2 separate regions of the Homo sapiens genome follow, and region 2 is linked to region 1. The links are chromatin loops, found by intact Hi-C in ENCODE. Cell type or tissue: heart left ventricle. All regions are shown on one strand. Each heading gives the region's core, and the rest is flanking DNA. Links, peaks and the distances in the headings are about the cores only.

Region 1 (5,384 bases), core at 127-5,126:
AATAAAAATAAAAATATTAATATGAAGGCTGAGCAGGGGGACTTTTTTTTTTTCAGTTTCTTTACTGCATCAGCACAGGTTCTTGGGGAAATGCTCTGGTTTCTGTCAACTATAGAATCAGTGGTAAAATTCCCAGCTGCTTCTGGCATTTGTCCCTTTATTCCCTATGATTTGGCCAACCAGGGGAGTTGGTTGGGGTAGCATGGGAAGCCCACAGGAGCTCAGTCATAAGGGGAAGGCACAGTTAAGGCTAAAGGAATCCATAATGTATAAACTTGGCCTCACTGAGCCATCTGCCCATGATGGGGTGGGGCCTTGCCTCCATCTCTCCTGTGTAATGGTTATCCTGTAGGTGGTCTGATGTCCCCCTCATGTCTTTCCACGTTGGAAATGCTCTCGTTTAGACAACAATTTCCTGTTAAAAAACAAAAGCATAGCAACAGAAATATGTGGTTTCTTCTGAGTCCTTCCTCTACCCTGGCAGTACTCTGGATGAAAAGAGTCAAGTTCTATAAATATAATGCAGCTTCCTGGACAAAATGTATTAAAAGGGTCAGATGTTCCACTTTCTGCAATCCAATGGAGTTGTGGTTGTCTGAAGTCAACTGATGCATTCAGGTTGGAATGGCGCCCAGGGAAGAGAGTTTAGGAACAAGCATAAACTTGGCCTTCCTCTCATTACACTGAGTTCGCCACAGGATAACACTGTCTCCCACCCTCAAGGGTTTCCATGGTCTGACCAGCTGCAGCTCCTGTCACTTCCCCATCCCACACTCCCTCTGCTTCGGCTGTGTTGGTCCGTTCATTGCTAACTTGCGTCTGTTTGCCAGCTTGCTCCATCTTCTCTGCTTGGGGCAGGATCAGATAACCAATGAGCCCAGTGTCTCTACCACTCCCTTTGCTCACCTCTGCAGTACCTAGGTGTTCATTGCAGACACAGAAAAGACCTACTCCTAAGTATCTCATGTTATTGATGAGAAAATTGCAGTCTGGAGAGAGCTGGCAATACCATCAAACGTGCACAGCAAGTTCATGTCAGAGACTGAGCTGGAATCAAGATATCTTGCCTTCTAGCTTCATACAGTTGCCATCATACCAGCTGCATTGATAATTTTTTTTTTTTTTTTGAGATGGAGTCTCACTCTGTCGCCCAGGCTGGAGTGCAGTGGCGCAATCTCGGCTCACTGCAATCTCCGCCTCCCGGGTTCACACCATTCTCCTGCCTCAGCCTCCCAAGTAGCTGGGACTACAGGTGCCCACCACCACACCCGGCTAATTTTTTTATATTTTAGTATATGGAGTTTCACCGCGTTAGCCAGGATGGTCTCGATCTCCTGACCTCGTGATCCACCCAACTCGGCCTCCCAAAGTGCTGGGATTACAGGCGTGAGCCACTGCGCCCAGCCTGATAAGATTTTTAAATTTTCTCCAAAAGGGGGTGTGTGTGTGTTTGTGTGTGTGTGTACAATGCTTAGGGATGCCAAGCTATTTAAATCATATAGCATGAAAACTGGGCCTGTCTAAACATATATTAGGGTTGGGTCTGCATCACCTTTAGTTAGCTAACTACTAATATTTCAAGTTTTTAGCATCCCTAAAATGTTTGCTCACCAGTCTTTTTAAATATTATATTGCTGCGGACATAATTTTTTTAAAAAGAGTTTCTACATATGATTTTGTGAATACTTAGCCTTTGACTAAGGATTGACTCTGAAAAGGCTGTTTCTATTATCTGTTCAGCCAAGTCTTGTGTTTTCAACATATATGTACTAAACAGCATTATGTTGTCTTAATATGACACTAAAATGGGGTTCAAGGCAGAACATACTTCTGTTTGTTACAATTTAGGATCATAAGGTATCTTGGAAAATAGTAGTCTGAAGTACAGAATCCAAGGACAGCCTCCTGTGGTTTATTACTTTTATTTATAGCAGTCTACTTTTTCCTATTTGCAACAGATTTGGCTAAACAATGTTTTATTAATTCAAGCAGGAATATTTTCCTGCATTGAATTTGCATTAAAATTGCCTAGGAAATAATATTACCCGGTTTTCCTCACACACCCTCTATGCTGCTAGAGAACTTTTAGAAAAGCTGAATTCAGAAGTCTGCAAATAAATGAAACTGTGAAAAGTAGAGGTGACTCTCCTTTAGAACTACAAGGGATAGTGAATCCATCAGCAGTCACAAGTAAAAATACTGTCTTCTTGTGGTAGAGTGCTACTTATTCCTTTAAAAGCTTTTCCAGCCCATCAGCAGGTATTAAAATGTTCAAGGCCTCTTGTCTTTTTGTAAGATGTGTGTATAAAAAAGAATTCAGAGCAGAAGGTTTGAAGATTATCTTGTATACAAGGGCGGCTAAAATACGTGCAATAGGTCTTTCCAGGAATATGAAAGTGAAGATTGATGCCGAAAGTCTCATTGCTGTTTTTCTAAACTGGTTGCTGTTGGCTGTGAAAGCTTTCTTTGAATTAGTGAAGGTTTCATGTGCCCACACATAGCCTGAAGTGAGAAACTCACTGTTGCTTGTGCTTGCCAAAAGCAGACATAAAGCATTGGCTGCCCTACCTGTAACTTCTGCTAAAAACAGAACACAAAATTATCATGGGAGCCTTCAACAGCTAGAACACCATCTAAACAAAGTAAAAAGTGATTGGATTCTTTATGGCTCCCTCAAAGATTTTTCAACTCCCTGTAGTCCAGTTCCAAAAAAAGGAATGATGGTTTTCTTGGAGAGCCAACAGTTCCCTTTGTAAGTTTCTGGAATTTTTGTACATGATATTTTGAGTTCTTCTACAATAAAATTTAATGGTCCATTTGAGAAAGTGTACTCATATTAAATGTAGTGTCTATTATTGGGTAGTCTGAGACAATTCCTGAGTGCTCAACTCTCCTTTGATCTGTCGAAACATAGTGGTTGCCATGGAGTCTTGCTGGCCGATGACCAAGTAGGAGTTCCACATTCCACTCAGCTGGGCGCAGTGTTCCTAATCAGGCCGGACCTGAAACTCTAGCACAAAGGACTTTAAAACCGGAATGCTTTATGTGTAATCACTGAAAATAAGTTGATTATTTGTAGGGCAGAGTATGGTAAAGGTTAAAAATTTCATGTTTCACTTATTTAAATTTTGATTTGTTTCTGGAAAAATATTTTAGTCTTCTGATGATATGAAATGTAAAATTCTCTCTAGTCCCCCTGCTTTGTACAAAGTAATACAAAACAAGATTTGTCTTATTTGACCTTAAATATAAATAAAATGGCAGCTGAATTATTGTGAGCAATGTAGCTCAAGTATCTGGCCGTCATCTTTGCATTTTATTGCAGTGATGACTCCATGCCATTGTTAATCTGGATTTATTTTTAAACAGTTTAACTAGGGCCTTTTTTTGCAGGCTTTTCTTTGTTTCTCCCCTACTTAGTTCTGAGGAAAGCCTAAAATAAGATCCCTGTAAACACTGATGTTCATTTTTTAACTCAAACATTTGCACAGCCCCACTGTGGGTTCAGGAAAGACAAAAGGAGGCTCCTGACTTAGATCTAGCCCTCAAATAGAGAGGGGAGAAAGCCTTGAAGACACATCACTGTAGATAGCTGGGATGTGTTTTTGCTGTACAGAATGAGTAGGAGTGAGGAGAAAAGATGACTTTTGCCTGGATAGATGGGGGGTTGAAGAGGCTTCTGAGATGGTTTTTGATTGCCTACCGAGGTCATTCTCTGACCTAGTTTGATGTCTAACTCCCTTATAATTGCATCAGCTTGAACCCATAAGGCTTCAGTCTGTGGGGAGAATTAACCCTTTAGCTAATGGATAAAATAACGCGACGTTCTTTGGGGTTAAATTTTTGCCTAAATTACTTTTAATACCTTACTCGATGTCAAAGTTACTGGAACTGTGTATTTAGTCCTTTCGGCATCATCCTATGCTGTGTAAAGAATTATTCTTTTTTTTTTTTTTTTTTTGAGATGGGAGTTTTGCTCTTGTTGCCCAGGCTGGAGTGCAGTTGCGCGATCATGCCTCACTGCAACCTCCACCTCCCAGGTTCAAACGTTTCTCCTGCCTCAGCCTCCCGAGTAGCTGGGATTACAGGCGCCTGCCACCACGCCCAGCTAATTTTTTGTATTTTTAGTAGAGACAGGGTTTCACTATGTTGGCCAGACTGGTCTCGAACTCCTGACCTCAGGCGATCCACCCACCTCGGCCTCCCACAGTGCTGGGATTACAGGCGTGAGCCACCATGCCTGGCCAAGAATGATTTCTTAAACTTCAATCAGGTCCTTACCAAAAATGCTCTTCATGTGGACATTGCCATAACCCAGATTTTGATCCTAAAATGTATTTCTAATTTCCTTTTCAAACCATTCCTGGGATAACTAAGGGATTTTTGTGTTTAAAGAAAACAGTGGCTTTATTAATTTTTACCCTTGGTCCTCAATGAGATAATTGTTTATTTTTCTTCATAAGCCCCATGGATTTTGATAGAAGAAAAATATTGATTATACAGTATTTTCACATATGTTTATGTTTTCAAAGTAAATAAACAATGAGGAATCAATTTTCAAAAATCAGTAACATTGTGGGTTTTTTTCTAATAAAAAATCAACTTACACAGGTTTTTCTTTTCATAGCCTTCCACTGACCTTTATTTCATTGACTTTATAAGGAATATGTTCTATTTTGTTCATATTTGTTCATATTTTTAAAGCCATGTATAAGATAAACGTTGCGTTTGTAATAAAGAGTAAACCTAAGAACAAGGCACAGAGATGGAAGGCTAACCCAGAAGGACAACATCGAAGCCCTGAGCAGGGCAGCCACCTACGCTACACAGCCGCAGCATGCGCTACCAGTACCAGTCACAAATCTGAGCATGGGCGCCCCCTGGAGTTGTACCAACATGTCAGTCCTAGAACTAAGGGTAATAAAAAATGCTTTTGCATTCTTGTGCTCATTCAGCAAAACTTTGGAGTTCCCTATTTATCCTGGGAAGAGTGGGGAAACCCTGGGCCACATGAGCATACATAGATAGCTAAAGGGTCTGTTGGTTGTTGACCCCACATAGTCCATTTGGCTGAGGGAAATGACATAATGTTAACGCTTATGTTGCTTCTTTTTCTGTGTTATTTTATTATTGTTGTTGTTGTTATATGAGTAAGTTCTTTAGTGGTACCCATCACCCATGAATATACTGCACCATATTTATAGGCTTTTATCCCTTGCCCCCCCCTCCCATTCTTTCCCCCAAGTCTCCAAAGTCCATTGTATCATTCTTATGCCTTTGCGTCCTCATAGCTGAGTTCCCACATACCAGTGAGAACATACAATGTTTGGTTTTCCATTCCTGGGTTACATCACTTAGAATAATAGTCTCCAATCTCATCCAGG
Region 2 (5,384 bases), core at 323-5,322, 53 kb before region 1:
CAGTGGTCACAGCAAGCCATTTTCCTTCCCTTTCCTGCCTTGTCCAGTCAGTTAGCAATAACTGCTTGAATAGTTCTCAATCTATGTTCACTTATTCAAGTCCCCTTCCCAGCCTTTTAGACTCTTATCTCTTGCCTAGACTTTTGGAAGAACTGCGAAGCCAGTGTTGATTGATATATTAATAACTAGAACACGAACCTGACATTGAATGTGTGTTTTTTTGTGGGGTTTTGTTTGTTTGTTTTGTTTTGTTTTTGAGACAGAGTCTCTCTCTCTGTTGCCCAGGCTGGAGTGCAGTGGCATGATCTCGGTTCCTTGTAACCTCTGCCTCCCGGATTCCGGCAATTCTCCTGCCTCAGCCTCCCGAATAGCTGGGATTACAGGCGCCTGCCATCACACTTGGCTAATTTTTGTGTTTTTAGTAGAGACGGGGTTTTGCCATGTTGTCCAGGCTGGTCTCAAACTCCTGACCTCAGGTGATTCACCCGCCTCAACTTCCCAAAGTGTTGGGATTACAGGTTTGAGCCACCACGCCCAGCCTGAATGTGTTTTAATGAAGACTTCTTCTAACGGTTCAACCCAAAGGGAAGGGTGAGGGTGCAATTTAAGGCAGATATCAAAGTCCCTTTAGGGCTTCCCTGGTCACATTTGTTTCTCATACCTCAGGTCCAATCCATAGAAAACCTCATAGGCTTTACCTCCAGCATCCAGATTTATATAACTTCTCATGGTCCTTGATCCATGCTCCCTCTTGGTCCAGTCCACTGTCTTTTCCTGGTTATTGCAGTAGGCTCCTAACTGGTCTCCTTGCTTAGACCTCGCCTTCTACCAGCCAGAGCAATCGTTTCATATGTCGGTTAGCTCAATCCACTCTACTAGTTTCTCATCTCAGAGTCAGAAGCAAGTCCATGGGGTAGCCTGTGAGACCCTCCCTAGTCTGGCCCCTGCTCTGCTGTCTTGCTCTTTCTGATCTCATCTCCTGCTCCTCTCCTGATACTCACTCTGCATCAGCCCACTGGCCTCTCTGTGGTTCCTGAGTACTCCAAACAAGCCCCAGCATCAGAGTGTTCTTATTACCTCTACCTGGAATGTTCTTTCCCAGATATCAGAGTCTTGCTGTCTCACTTCTTTCAGTTCCCTGCCCAGGTGTCCCCTTATCAAAGAAGTCCTACTGACCATACTTTATAACATGCAAACGCCTGCACCTTGCAAGTCAGATCCTTCTTACCCCACTCATTTTTATGTATAGCATGTATCAACACCTAACCTAGGATACATCTGCTTAGTGAAAACAGAGACTTTGTGTGGCTATGATATTTCCAGTGCCTTAAAAGAGTGCCCAGTGCAGAGAAATGCTGAAACACTTGTTGACTAAATAAACATCACTTTGGCAATTGCCCTCTCATGCCTCTGAGTACGTTCTGATTGTCTGATTCTGTGATACCAAGTTCTAGAACAGAGAGCAGCAGCCTAAGTGCTGTGGGTGCGAGGGGAAGCAGTAGAAAACATCCACTTTCTTCCTCCATCCTTGCCCATACCCTCCTGGCTTCTGAAGAGGCTTCCATAGGAGGGCCGCCTGGCTTCTTGGCCTCAGAGTCCGCTCTCCAGCACTGTCCTACCCAGAAAGCCTTACTCATCGCTCTCCCCGAATCTTCCCTCCACTCCATTCAGGTTACTCCTTCTTACTGTGCCTTATTCCCCTCTAGTATCCTCCAGCACCAAACAGCATCTCACGAATGGCAGACACCCGAAAACATCAGGCCACTGGTTTATCTAGGTCTGCGTTTTTTCTCGTTTATCCAACTGAGAAATCTTCTTTATAACTACCACACAATTAACACCTCTAATAAAAATAAGTTAGTCAGATTTCCCTGTTAAGCAGAGGGTTTTGGTCTATTTTGTTCACTACCACACCTGAAATGTATAATAGGCACTGCAGTATTTAAATGGATGAATGAATGGGTTGTATTTGGAAAGTTATTTTTGGAAGTCAGCACCACAAAAAATATTATAAATGCTGATTGTGATCTTGAGCTCATAAAAGAAAACCTACTTGACTCACAATGTGGCAGAGACGTACGATAGCTCTAATGTTTATGAGTGCTGTAGAGCTAACACCTTTAGAGCTCTAACTTGGCCTAGGCTATCTTTGAACCTGACTCTATTGCCTCAGAAGGGTCTGAAATCCCACCTCTCCTCCCCTTCTTGAACAGGCAATGAAGGTCACGTAGTTCACACTCACAGAGTTGGATGGACTCTTTTGACTAGGAACCGTACTATTTTCTAGCTAGTTCTTCATGCATAAAATGGGAGATAATTATAACTACTGTACAGGATCATGATGAACATGTAATAATAATGGAGAAAGTGTTACACAGTGCTTGGCCGTTAGCAGCTGTTTTATGGACAGTGGTGGTCTTTCCACTGTCATCAAGCCACTGTTGTTGGCAACCAAATCAAGAGTTCCCAAGACAGAGGGGAAGGCCCCTGACAGTTGATTGGGTCAAAGGGCTACCAAGCAGAAGTTGGTCCTCAACAGTGTCATCTCCCCAGGCCTCCCAGACCCTCCGTCCACACTCCTGGCTCTCCCTCACTCTCCCTCCCTCTCTCTCATTCGCTCTTTAGGGTTGACTCTGCGGCATTCTTCATTTTTGCTGTGGTCTCCTGCGGAGTGGAAAAGTTGTGTTACAGTCTTACTTCTGGTCAGTGCACCACCCTTCTGAGAGTTTTTACTGGATAGTTTTTACTGCTATTGAGGAGACTTAAAGAAACACTTATATATTCTCTTTTGAGTAAACACTAGGGAAAATTAGTCACATGAAAATCAGATTTTATGCTATCCTGTAGGTCTGGAGGATTGTATCACCTCTCTGAAATTAGAGCTGTATTCCTAAAAACCTCCGAATGAATGACCGAATTACCCTTTAGATTCATATCCAGGTGAAATTGTTGTCAGGCACATTGGGCTCCTTAATAAAATTTCAAGGTCACAAGTAGTCATCAGTAACACATTGGCAAATCATTTCTCTAAATCAGTTTAGATAGAAGGTTTGTTTTTCCTCTCTGGCATTCATCTGATGCTTAGAAATGCCTTTGCGACTTCATGGTTTGAAGAAGTTGCTCTGTACTTCCAGGACCACACCTTGGTCTGAGGCAGATTATCCGGTATTTGAGATGAATAAAGCTCTGGATAACCTATAACCTCAGCAGAGCTCAGTCCCCCTCCATAGCACAGAGGGATTCAAAGCATTAGACCAACTCTGATAACTTTCTACTGGAATGTACACCATTGAGCTTTCTTCTCTGATATGTCTGTGGCCCTACCCTCAAATGCACCCCAAAGCCAGAGTTCTCTGTTAACTCTCCCTTGGCCTTCTTTACTCCTCCAAAAGCTGGCACCTGGTTTATTTCTCATTTTCCTGCATTGCAGCCCCTTCATCTTTCTAAATCTCCCGAATATAAATCTTATATATTGATTTAAATTCTCATAACAGAAAATACTATACAGATATAAAATCACATAGGCTAGAATTTCCTGTGAGAAGAATCAGACTGAGGAGGGATTTCAGTGGCCGAGTCTACTAGAAAGAGTAGAATGGAAATTCTACCGAGGAATAAGCAGACCGGATATGAGGACAACGAGGGCAATGGAGAGGGGAGGAGGTGGTTAGGAAGCTTTACCTATGGTTCCCATTGGCCTCCTGCCTTGCAGTTTTCTGTTGTACCAAGAAGTAGCAGATGCTGGATTGATTGGTACAGTGGTGATGATAGCTTATCACCACTAGTCCAGGTGATGACTGAGCACTCACTAGTCCAGGTGATGTTCCAGAGGCTTGTCATATGTTTACTAATTTCATGCTCACAAGAACTTTGAATATATGCAGTTATTTCCACTTCACAGATGAGGAAACTGAGGCAAGCAAAAGATGAGGTAACTTGTCCAAAGACACCCAGCTAATCAATGGCAGTGTTGGGATCAGTGCCCAACAGACTGGCCCCAGATCTGAAGCTCATAGTATGCTTGGTGTTATGAGCTAGGACTGCAAGTGAGAAAAAAAACAAACAGTGGTTGAGAAGAGAAATTCACTTTTTTGCCCCACAGATCTTAGTCACTCCAAGGCTAGTGTAGGTGGCTCTCTGCAATTAGAGACCAAGTTCTCTTATCTTATTGCCCTGAGACATGCCATCTTTGTTATAGGCAGCTACATACCTAGTTAAAATTGAGGATGGTATTGTTGTAGAAGGAAAGAGTAGCTGGCAGACCACTCACTTGGGAAGAGAAAAGGAAGGTACCATTAGAAGATGTGGCAGTTGGGAGGGAGGCAAGGATGCCTTTGGCCAGCATTGCTGAACTGTACTGCTCATGTGCCTTGCAAAGCTGGGGCTCATGTTGGCTATTAAAGTACTTGATCAACTATTGAGGTGTCTTCTCTAGAGAAAAAAAGCCATATTTAAAATGTTCAACTTTTGGTGGGATGCCCCACTTAAGTACAAATAAATACTAGAGCTAGTATTTAATTAACAACTAGGCATTTCCAATGAAGATTTCATTTGGCAAGGGTTGTTTACTGAAAAATTCAGAAGCATTCTCTTCTGGAGAGGAAACGTCTAAAGATGTGAGTCTTCTTGGGTTATCAATCTTTCATGGTGACATCAGGAAACCCTGAAAAGTAATATGCACTACTTGCCTGCTTCAGCTTACTGTCTTGTAAGAACACGTTCATCTCACAAAGAGGTGTACTAATCAGACTCCTGTTTGAAAGACTGAATTTGTTAAAGAAATGATTGAGGTTGCAGTATTCTCAATCTATAAAAATCACTGGTAAATGTTGAAGTTCTAGAATTATGACCTCAATTGAGGGAGATGTGATTTAAATATCAAGAAGATTAAAAAGAAAATCAAGAACTTGGAATATAATGATTTTTACCAACATTAAGAATTTGAAGAAGTGCAATTAATGTAAGTTGTATATTTTCAGATATTTAAATTCTGTGAATTTTCTTGCATTGCATATTCCCAGAGAATTACAGGAAATCCTTTGTAACAGGGTATCCTGAGTTTGGAGGGTTTGTTAAGTTAAAAAAACACTCATTTGGTGGTATGCTTCTGGTGAAGATTATAGAATCCATTATGCTTCACTGAGTTTGAAGAATAACAATCACTTTAATCACACTTGTTTTCATGGTGGCCCAGAGAAGAATTAAGAGACTTCCTTTTTAAAAAGTTTTTGCTAAGACAGCGCTTTTATCCTCCAGTTGAGTCAACGGAATTGTTGTTTCTATTGGAATTTCAAAATCAAACTTGATGCCCTAGTGAAATTTAAAAGTAAATTGATGAGAAGTAATTAACCAGTTAATTACGAGTGTGGCAGAATCCACTTGTA

Evidence for each region. Hi-C counts contacts between places; a loop is a spot of excess contacts. Peaks named below come from ENCODE experiments on the same cell type or tissue, not always from the same donor. Only the 100,000 strongest peaks of a DNase experiment are listed, where the experiment ranks them.
Region 2: a loop joins it to region 1, with 1.8 times the contacts of the local background. A loop is called at or near these places in 13 of 110 quality-filtered maps.

The regions. Positions count from the first base shown.
Region 1 is chr6:150,665,652-150,671,035 of GRCh38, forward strand. All of the region lies in intron 2 of PLEKHG1 (pleckstrin homology and RhoGEF domain containing G1), which reads left to right. Among named protein-coding and RNA genes, the nearest start is that of PLEKHG1, 68 kb to the left of the region's middle. In heart left ventricle, for the core only: a CTCF peak has its summit at 2,979; a DNase peak (open chromatin) is centred at 2,950; H3K27ac peaks cover 2,047 bases.
Region 2 is chr6:150,612,093-150,617,476 of GRCh38, forward strand. All of the region lies in intron 1 of PLEKHG1 (pleckstrin homology and RhoGEF domain containing G1), which reads left to right. Among named protein-coding and RNA genes, the nearest start is that of PLEKHG1, 15 kb to the left of the region's middle. In heart left ventricle, for the core only: no CTCF peak of the experiment used is centred there; no DNase peak of the experiment used is centred there; H3K27ac peaks cover 386 bases.